Regions from separate parts of the Mus musculus genome. Here region 1 is linked to region 2. The links are chromatin contacts, found by Hi-C or POLR2A ChIA-PET in ENCODE. All regions are on one chromosome and are shown on one strand. The core of a region is the stretch at or near the end of the contact, and the rest is flanking DNA. Distances in the headings are between cores, read along the strand shown. Region 1 holds the start of Alg5 (asparagine-linked glycosylation 5 (dolichyl-phosphate beta-glucosyltransferase)). Region 2 holds the start of Supt20 (SPT20 SAGA complex component).

What was found. Hi-C counts contacts between places; a loop is a spot of excess contacts on that map. ChIA-PET counts read pairs that join two places held with the same protein, here RNA polymerase II (POLR2A).
Region 1: a loop to region 2 is called in a map of heart, with 9 times the contacts of the local background. The contact joins the promoter of Alg5 here to the promoter of Supt20 in region 2. A Hi-C loop is called at or near these places in 11 of 37 maps with a recorded cell type or tissue (T-helper 17 cell, gastrocnemius, heart and 3 more). POLR2A ChIA-PET finds 5 or more read pairs at or near these places in 4 of 5 experiments (Patski and embryonic stem cell).

Annotation. Positions count from the first base shown.
Region 1 is chr3:54,732,406-54,738,023 of GRCm38, forward strand. Alg5 (asparagine-linked glycosylation 5 (dolichyl-phosphate beta-glucosyltransferase)) reads left to right here and starts at 3,134. Exons shown (of 10, transcript NM_025442.3): 1 at 3,134-3,244. The coding sequence starts at 3,179. Exosc8 (exosome component 8) reads right to left here and starts at 2,959. Exons shown (of 11, transcript NM_027148.3): 1 at 2,603-2,959; 2 at 1,891-1,927; 3 at 1,698-1,761; 4 at 1,253-1,326; 5 at 295-340. The coding sequence starts at 2,619.
Region 2 is chr3:54,692,938-54,697,836 of GRCm38, forward strand. It overlaps Supt20 (SPT20 SAGA complex component), which reads left to right and starts at 2,186. Exons shown (of 25, transcript NM_001358015.1): 1 at 2,186-2,270; 2 at 3,547-3,582; 3 at 4,014-4,072. The coding sequence starts at 2,268.

The DNA of each region.
Region 1 (5,618 bases), core at 1,884-4,383, 40 kb after region 2:
CCAGTACTTTAAATAGAACATAGACAGGATTTTAATCTGCAATACTGGCTTTTTGAATAAGGGCAACTGAATATGTAAATAAAAACCTGTCCATACAGGGTTGGCAAACTGAAGTTCTTGGGATTTCCCCTCTCCGTTATCTTCTGATAAGCAGAAAGCTTTGTGGGGTTGGAGCTGGGGAGTCGTTATTCTATTTTTGAACATTGGGAATTGCTATCCACCTCAATTACCTCACTGCCAGAGGTATCTCTCAACTTACTTATAATTCATTAAAATTATGAGCATTTAACTCACCGACATATCCTCTATCGGGGGCATCTACTGGTGGTGCTGCAAATTCCTACAAAAGCAAACAATGTATTCCAGTGAGAAAAGCCACGCAACACGATGACATTCTAGTCATCCACAGAGGCCGTGCCAGAGACCATTTCAGCCAATTAACCCATGTTAAGGATGCTGGCACTGCCTTCCTAGTGACTCCCAGGGAGGTTAAAGGGCAGTGTAATCAAACTGTGCTGCTCATCCATGAGGACCAGTGGGATTATGCCCACCCTATGACTTGTTCAGCAGCCAAATCTGAATTTAATCCCCAAGCGACACTGACATGACCAGGCTGGGGAGCCAGTAGTGGCTAGAAGCGAGGTATATAGCAATAAGAGCCCAGTGCAGCTATAGATCCACACAAGAGACTGCAAGAGCTGGGGAAAGTTACTTATCTCTCAAGTTCCTCTGCTGACACAGGGACAGATAAACAGTACCTGCCTACTCCTGAGGGCCCAAGTGAGACAGTGCCACTAAGTCCCAGGTATAATCCTGGCAAGCAGTATGTGGTCTGACAGTTATTACTTCAGCTTGACCACAGACCTAAACGAGGAAAGCTGCTCAGTGAAACGTGAGAAAGCACAGGTTCTGTCAGTAGACTCTGCCTACCTTCTACTTACAGAGATTGGTAACAGTAGAGCATCTAAAAAGCTCAGCAGACAGTTACTATTCCTACGACGAACAAAAGCTATCGATGGCTAAAGGTGTCACTGTAACAGTCGATTTCAAAACCGATATTGCTGAAACCCTAACGTGTGACGTGCTGAGGACTCACCTTGTAAAGCGTTAATGATGCTCACATGTAAAAAACAAAAAAACAAAAACCAACCTTGGGGAATATCATTCCAAATACCAGCCCCTGATCAAGTACAACCTCATAAGCATGCAGTTAACTTGGAATTCAGACATTACAGGCATACAGGAAACCTACTGCTTTAACGCCACAAATGACCGTGGTATTCCCCAGCTTCACGAGAGCAGAGCCATCCGCTGTACTGATTGAACCTGGAAAGGTAAACTTGGTATTCATAAAAAATTTTAAAAAGAAAAAAAAAAAGAAAATAACCACAAAGTTTCCTACAAAGTAGTTTAAATCTTTTTGTTTGCCTCTGAAACTCCCCCCACCCCCACCCACCCACCCCCTGAAACTTTTGACCGGTTCAGGTCAGTGACTTGAAAATGATATTACTACTTAACGTTTTTTCATCTTTTTCTTCGGTCTCCCAATTTGAACTAAAGTTTAGATCAACTACAAGGTTGGTGTGATGATAAAAATCTCTTAACATCACCCGATTGCGTTAGACATAGTAGAGCTGGCTGAAAAACTACGTGACACCAAGGATGTCCCACCCAACTAAAAGGAAGTTTATCTTCACCTATGTTGACAGTTGTGGCTCTGAATTCACCAAGTTCTCTTCCATCAGGACGGCAGTTTTCCTTCTAAATGTTTATAAGGAAACGGGTCATAGATGTATTTCGGGTACGCAGCATTAAGCCTCATTCATTTAAATGAACCGAAGCTTGGTGTTTTTACCCACAGCTCTAACGTACAAAACCACCTTCACTCACCAGAAATCTCCTGTAATACTCCAGCGGCTCCACAGTTCTGAAACAATGTTTAAAACGTGTCTCAGTCAGTGCGTCCTAAAGCAGAAACCCAGAACTTGAGAGTGTGGTGTCTGAGGCGTGATCTCGACAGGCTCAGGCGTTTGAAACTGTGTGGCCCGTATTTATAAAAGCCACACAGCAGCAACCGGTTTCCAGCGGTGACCTTAACTGTGCCATAGTCAGGAGGAACAGAGGCCCTTGGCACACCCAGAAGAGGGTCAACCTGGGTGTCAGTCACATCACTCGTGCTCTGAAGCAGGGACCTTAGCGTGACTTCGCGCCGTTATAAACCACACTCGCCAGCATCCACAACTTTACCACGGAAGAGTGTATTGTACATACGTTTGGCCTCCTCGCCGACCCGCGGCCACAAGTGACTGCAGGTAGGTACGGTGCACGCACCGCAGACGCGAGTTTGCAGGCTGCACGCGTGGGCGGCTCCGGGTTTAACCAGAGCGCGCCCAACGCTTTCCCAGTCCCTTCCGAGGGCGGCCCTGCGTGGAGAGCGGCGTGGCCCTCGGCTAAGAGGTCCGGGCCGTCCTGGATGCAGTGTCCCTCAGCGCCTCGAGTGGGCAGAGCCCTCCCGCGGCCCCGCGAGTCCTCGGGGGGGCCCCCACCCGCCGCCGCGCGCCACACCCGCACCCGGGCCCTCTTTGCGCGCGCCGCCACTCACTTGAACCCAGCCGCCATTTTTCCGGCCCGCTCTGCGCCTGCGCAGCCCTCCGCGCCTGCGCCCTCCGGTCGCCAGGCGTGCCTCCAGCCCAGGGCACTCGGAGGGATCCTGGGTTAGGGAAGTGCAGCTACCGTGTTCCTGCGCCCGAGGCATTAACGCCAGCTCCGGCCACCCCGAGCGTCCCGCTAGTCGCCAATCTCGCGGGGTCCCACGGGCCCGCGCGCTTGTGCACGAACACACTCCCACACACACGCAGGCGCACGAGATGAAAAGGGGGTGACCCTAAAACCCTCCACGGCGCCGGGCATCCTTAGATGGCTGCTCTGCACGGCGCGAGGGGTGAAGCCAGTGCACAGGTCCAGGGCTTTGACTTGCCGCACTCGGTGACCGGCCTGCAGTCCTCGGCGGAGCCGCGCGGGGGCGCTGCGGGGAGGCCTCGGCTTTCCTGCCGTGGCGGGGCACGGCCAGGCGGGGGCGCTGCGGGCGGCGGGCGAGGGCTAGGCCGGCCTCTCCTGCGGGGCCGGCTGGGGCGGGGCGCGGCGCCGCACCGCGCTTCCGCAAGTGTGGAGCTGCGGGATGGCTACGCTGCTACTGCAGCTGCTGGGGCTCGGCGTGGCGCTGGCGGCTGCCGCGCTCATTCTGGTGAGACCGTGGTGGAGTCCGGTGCTCCGGGTGTCCCTTCCGCGCTTCCCTCGCGTGCTTGGCTCCCTTGGCCTCAGATTCCCTGAAATCCTTTGAACCTTTGTTCCCCTTTGGAACCCTATTTGAGTGCCCAGAGCCTCCGCCCAGCTTTTCGGGGCTCCTGCTTCTGAACCCCCGCCTGTCACCCCTCCACGCCACTCCCCAGTCTTCTTCCTGGGGCTCCCATATGCACTGCAGCTGGAAAGAGCGGCCGATCCATAAGGCTAGGGACGATGGGTCAGCAAAAGATAGGCCCAGACGGCGTTCTATTCATTTTGGCCAGGGGTCTTTTTGTTTTGTTTTGGGTTTTTTTGCTTGAGAATCAGGCACCTTAGCGTTTTCTTTGCCATTCCTGTAGAAACGTGGCAGACCCCTTCTGATTATGTAGAAGAGGACATATTTGCCAACTAAACTCTGCCACATAGTTTGAAAAGGAGCCTGTAACTCATTCAGAAAGCAGATTCTGAAAAGCTTGCCTGTATTGAGACAGGTGGCCAGAAAGGCCTCTGCCACCTAGCCAATGTACATGTGCACATGCACAGTCTTGGAGTGGTGTAGCCAGATGACTGTCGCTGTGTGTCCGGTGAAGCCAGGCGCCCTCTCTCACTAAAATGCCTTCTTTAAAGGCTTGGAACAAATCTGAACTTTGTTGGCCACGTTCCGGGTTGTGGCCACTTTACTTTGAATCCTTTATACAGACTTAGCTGACTGTGTGTGCACGATGAGGCTGTGTGGACTGTACTAGATCCCACTGGCTTGAACGAGTAGAGGTACCCTTTATTTTACTGCAAGCATGTTGCACTTGGTGTGCAGTGCGTTGCATCTTGAAGCCTACTTTCCATCTGCCTGTTGGCATTCTTTCTCTCCGCCCACTTTTTTTTTTTTTTTTTTTTTTTTTTTTTGAGACAGGGTTTCTCTGTATAACTCTGGCTATCCTGGAACTCACTTTGTAGACCAGGCTGGCCTCGAACTCAGAAATCCGCCTGCCTCCCGAGTGCTGGGATTAAAGGCGTGCGCCACCATGCTCGGCCTCCGCCCACTTTTGAAAATAAATTTAAAACAATTCCAAATAACATTTCATCTCTAAATCATCTGCATTTATTTCTATAAGGACTTCCTTCTAAAACTTTACTGTAATAAGTTAATTCCAACCGTCTTTAAAACCTGTTATTTCTGTGTTTCCAAATACCCTGTCAATTTAAATACTCGGAGTTTGCCAGTATGGAGTTTGCCAGTGTGGATTTTTTTTTTGGTTTTGGTTTTGGTTTTTTTTCGAGATAGGGTTTCTCTGTGTAGCCCTGGCTGTCCTGGAACTCACTCTGTAGACCAAGCTGGCCTCGAACTCAGAAATTTGCCTGCCTCTGCCTTCCAAGTGCTGGGATTAAAGGTGCACACCACCACACCTGGCGCCAGTATGGATTTCACAGACGCCTTCCTAAGCATCTTTAACTTGCCCTCCACATTTCTTGTAGGATCTTGAGATTTAATTAAGTTCACGTGTGTCTTTTTGATGGGCTTTGGAGTGTTTTGTTTTGTTTTTTTTTAAATGAAAAGTCCTCAGGTACCCAATCACCAGAAACACTTTCACATATGAAAGCACACATTTTTTAAAAATGATGAGATGTTTCCCCTGACATCTTAAGAGGGTGGCCAGTTTTACTTTTGCGTTATTACAGACGTAAATTTTTCTGTCTTCATTCAGTGTAGTGATTATTCTTTCGATGCTGAAGTTTCTTTTTCACAGGTCTGAGAAATGCCTTCAAGTGACTCACCTACTTGTCCTCAAGTGACCCCCTGTACCTGTTCCCTTTCATGCAGCCCTCGTGGGTACAGATGGAATTTGCTTTCTCTATGATATGCTGTGTTAATAATACACCTTCCCACCCCAGACCTGGATTAATAGTTTTCTTAGGAGAATCGATTGCTCTTTGGAAAACTGAATTCAGAAGTCACAATCTGGACAGTAGAGCACGCCGCCATACTGTGTTTTTATTTTTATTATTTTTAAGTGTGTATGTGTGTATGCGTAAGTTTAGAAGCCAGAGAGACTTTGGGTTCCCTGGAGCTGTACTTTCAAGCAGTCAGTTGAGAGCCGCTACATTGGGTGCAGGGAACTGAACTGGGTCCTCTGCGAGAGCAGCCGGTGCTCTCAACCACTGAGCCCTCGTCTTAATTTCCATTGTGGCTGCTCCCCCGTACACACATGGTGGGGTACTAGAGAGAGTCATCAAAGCAGGATGAGTACAATTGCATACATGGGGAGCTTTGGTTTTAAAGTTCACCACTGAAAACAGTGATATAAATTAAGGGTCATTTCCCAAGCACATGGAAAAGG
Region 2 (4,899 bases), core at 936-3,435:
GAGCGGCCGGGATCTGAAGTGACGGGAGGAGGTCGATCCGCGTTTCGGAGATTCCGGGGTTGGGCGGGCACCTCGGCGGCCATTCTGCGTGAACGCCCCTCCGCACTCCGCGGCGCCGCTCGCCTGCACTTTTGCTAATAGCTTGTTCTTTGGGCTCTGCTACAGGTATTTCTGGAAAATCGCTGCAAGGTTGGCAGAATGCTTCTTCAGGGCGGAGTGCGGTGTGACTGTTGAGTAGAGGTTGCTTCTCTGTGGAGTTGGCGTTCTGAGGGTAAAGCCTGGGTTAAAAAAAAAAAATCTGCAGTTGGGACCCAAGTTCACCAGGGAAATTAGTTTAGCTGATGTCTACTCTGGGAGCCATCTTTTATCGCCATCAGAGTACCTAGTTAGGACGCCAAGTGCAAAAGCGATGTGCATAGACTGGAGACAGATTATGATTGATATAAACTTAACATCAAAATTAAGAAAAAAAATAGGTGAGTGCTCTCATCAAGTCAGTTCGTAAGGCTTTGCTTAAGGAAAAAAAATGGGTGCAGGTTTGAGTAGGCTGAAGGTTGGAATAATAGAACCTCAGGTTATAAATTGAGAAGGGACAGAATGTGATAAGACTGTGATAATAGGTGAGTCGTTTGCATTGAATTCTTTGTAAACTTGAGATGTCAATAAGTTTATAATGGGTTCGTTTATAATAGTTTCCACATGGGTTCTTGGTTCTTATATGTACAAGCAGAGTATAAGAGATAACACAAAGTTTGTTCTTTTACGCAATAAAGTAGTATAGTATCCCTTCTAATTTAGTAAAAAGTAACTGTAATTTGAGTTACCACATTGGATTTGTGAGTCTTGTTATTTAGGTTTAGTGGTCAAAAAAAATCACCTAAATTTTGCTTATACTTCCTCTAGTAACTCAAAGACAGGAATAATATTCTTAAAAAGATACGTTTTTTTTTGGGGGGGGGGTCTGGGGGACTTTTGGGATAGCATTTGAAATGTAAATGAAGAAAATACCTAATTAAAAAAATAAATTTAAAAAAGTTTAAAAAAAAGATGTTTTTGGCTTGGCTTTTAAAAACTAGTACTGGACTGGAGAGATGGCTCAGTGATTAAGAGCACTGACTACTCTTCCAGACATCCTGAGTTCAAATCCCAGCAACCACATGGTGGCTCACAACCACCCATAATGAGATCTGATGCCCTCTTCTGGTGTGTCTGAAGACAGCTACAGTATACTTATATATAATAAATAAATAAATAAATAAAATCTTTTAAAAAAACCTACAGCTACAGTGTACTTATAATAAATAAATAATAAGTAAATAAATAAAATCTTTTTAAAAAACCTAATACTATCAGATAATATTTCTTTAGCCTGTACTGGCTTAAGGAGGTCCTTCCCTCCGAAAAAGTTTTGTATAGGAAATCTGGTTTTCTGTCACTAGAATTTGTACTTTAACAGAGTTGTGTAGTTTCTGTGGCAGTAAGTGCAAATTGATAGGTGAAAAATTGTAAAACAACTTAGTGTCTTCAGAGCAGAGGGTATCATCTTTGGTAGGCAGGAAGGGTTAGAACAGTGGGCTTCCACGGTGGTGTTTCCTTATTTCTGGGTCCCCCACTCTACTCTAGACTTTGACCAGAATCCAGATACTGGGACATGGGCATCCATCCTAAAGCTGGGTAGGTCACTTGGTTTGTAAGGCAGGATGAGACCCCCTGCATTATGGGAAAGATTTTTCAAAGATGTTTCTCCTTTTTTTAAGTAAAAGTATTAGAGAAGTCTGGAAATGTAGCCTGGGGCACTTGGGGGAATAGGAGTTTTCTGGTTTTGCCATCAGTGTGATTAAAAACTGAATTTGAAAGTGACCCCACATAGCTGTCAAAGCCAGTGGTCAGGTTGTAGAATCTGCAGGGAAGGCAGTTTAAAAGTGTTGTTGTAAAAGCCAGTGTTTTCTCAGTGTTGTATTACTTTGGCCTGTGTGAGGTAGTGGTTTGAATTCTCTGACTTTTTTGCCCTACTCCATGAGAGCTGTTTTTCATCTGTTTGTAGGTGGGTTTAATACATTCTCTGGTAGAAGTTTGTTTTAAAGATATGTTAGGAACGTATGTGCCTTGAGTACTTTTCCTGATAATGACAGTCTTTCTTTTTTGCAGTCTTATGCTAACAGTTCCTATTTGTTTTTTCCTGCAGTATAGAAGAAGACATGGTTTCCACCCCACTTCCACAGCACGTCTAAGTTTTATCTTTTTTGGGGTCCTTATCTGTTGCCACAATGGTAAGCTGTGAATATAGCGTGTTAAAATGTGTATCCTATACTATTCTCTTCCTTTAGCTCCATAAAAATATTGTGAATAGAAAGACTCAGATAACTTAGTAGTCATGCCTAACTTTTTTCTAGAAAATGTCTAACTCATATCTTGTCAATTCAGTGGTAGGACATTTAAGTTAGACAAATCCTTCATGTATTAAAAGTCAACTCTGCTTTGCCATTTTTCTGAGTCTTTGATAAGGAGGTTGATATAAATGAAGCTTATTTTGGGGGAGGCCCTCATAATTTAAGTTTCTTCTTCCATCTTTTTTGTCTATGTTTGTTCTGTGCATGTGGCCTATATGTTTGGTAAAGAAGTGATCGCAATGTCGATGTTCCTCCTTTATCCCTGTCCCCCTTTTATTTTGAGACAGTCCATTAGGCCTAGAACTTGCTGAGTAGGCCAGGCTGGCCCCTGAGGTATACGTCCCCCTTATTGGGATCCCTGCTTGTGCCCCACTGTCTTGCTTTCTTGTACAGATTCTGGAGTTTGAACTCAGTTATTCATGATTGTGTGGCAGTCACGTGGACTGAACTATTTCCCCAAACTCCTTCACCTGGGTGCTTTAAAATTAATAAATGTAGGCAGGTTTAGTTTGACACAGATGTAATTCCAGTACTTGGGACACTCAGGTCAAAGGATCCCCAAGAGTTGAAGGCCAGCTTAGGCTAGAAAGAGAGCTCCAGCCAGCATAGGCTACAGAGTTTCTAAACCCTGCCTCTTCTTCCCCCATCCCCCATCCCATCCTCACTTTTGTGCAGATATACCTGCAGTGGAGCCCAGAGGACAAGCTGTTACTACAGTTGAGAGGCAGGTGGGGTGGGGTGGGGTGGGGTTAGAGACAGGCTGTAGAGGACGTGTGTCGTCATCTTCCTGCTCTGTAGGACTTGCCTATTTACTTCTACTTGGTTAGAAATAATGGGAGTTGTCCCTGTGGGATTCTTGCCTTTCATGTATACGTATTAAATGGTATACCTAAGTGCTTGAAGGGAGTAGTGAACACTCAATACGAGCATGTCTAGCTTCCAGGTCCTGACTGCAGTGCCATTTTAGCATTTGTTATGATCAAGTGCCCAGCCATTAAAAAAAAAAAAAACCTTAGTAACGCATTGGAGGATAGAGGAGAGGAAAAACACATTGCTCTTTTTTCAGAAAATGAAACAAACACTTAATAACGAGTGTCAAGTGTTATTTTTTCTGAAAATAATTAATATTGCCAAATCTGCTATTTGCTTTTTCCAGCAACAAGCTGTAGAACAAGCTTTGGATTGCGCAGAGGTGAGCCCTACTGATTAAATGTTGAAATACTGGGGTTTGTAACTGACAGAAAGTCCTTAATAGGACATTTTGATAACCCTCAAGAGAACAGTATTTTAAACCAGACCACAGAATTTGTAAAGTTGTTTTTCTATCTTGATGAGTTTCTCTAAAATACCTTAAAATATGGGTCACTGCACTCAAATGTGTAATTTTAAAATAAATTTAAAACTTTTAGAATATATTTGTCCTGTGGAATTGCATTTTATGGTACTAAAACACTGGGCTGGGTCTTGGGCTCTATGGCCTGTGTACAAGCGTGAGCTCAGGCTTGTCAGAGCCTAGGAGACTGAGTGGGCTGCTCTCACTGTCCTGCTGCGGGCTTGCAGCTCGCTTGCACTCACTCGTAGGAAAGCGGAAGGCAAGCCCTTTGACCAACTTCTCTGTTTCAGTACATCGTGGAAAGTGCTCAGCAGAGACCTCCTAAAAGGAAATACCTGTCTAGTGGAAGGTATGACTGCTTAATCGGTAACGCCCAAGTCAGTGAAATAGGATAACTACCACTTACTGTAGACATTGAAATGTTGTCAGTTCTTTGTATGGGCAGGTTGAGCATCCTTGATACTCCACAATATGCAGCTTAGGAATCTTGATGGAGTGTCACAAATGGGCATTTTCTTTTCTTTTTAAAAAATTTTTTAATTTTTCATTTATTTCTTACACTCCATATTCCATTCCCCACCCCCTCCATCCACCCTCCGACTGGACTGCTCTACATCCCACACCTCCTCCCCACCCCATGCCTTCTCCACATGGATGCCCCCACCCCCTACCCTACCTGACCTCTAAACTTCCTGGGGCCTCCAGTCCCTTGAGGGTTAGGTGCATCATCTGAATGAACACAGACCTGGAAGTCCTCTACTGTGTATGTGTTGGGGGCCTCATATCAGCTGGTGTGTGCTGCCTGTTTGGTGGTCCAGTGTTTGAAAGATCTCGGGGGTCCAGATTAATTGAGACTGTTGGTTCTCCTTCAAGATCGCCCTTCTCCTCATCTTGTTTCAGCCTTCCCTAATTCAACAACGGGGGTCAGCTGCTTCTGTCCATTGGTTGGGTGCAAATATCTGTATCTGACTCTTTCAGCTGCTTGTTGGGTGTTTCAGAGGATAGATCCCTTTTTGTGAGCACTCCATAGCCTTAGTAATAGTGTCAGGCCTTGAGCTGGATCCCACTTTGGGCTTGTTGCTGGACCTTCTTTTCCTCAGGCTCCTCTCCATTTCCATCCCTGTAATTCTTTCAGACAGGAACAATTATGGGTCAGAGATGTAACTGTGGGATGGC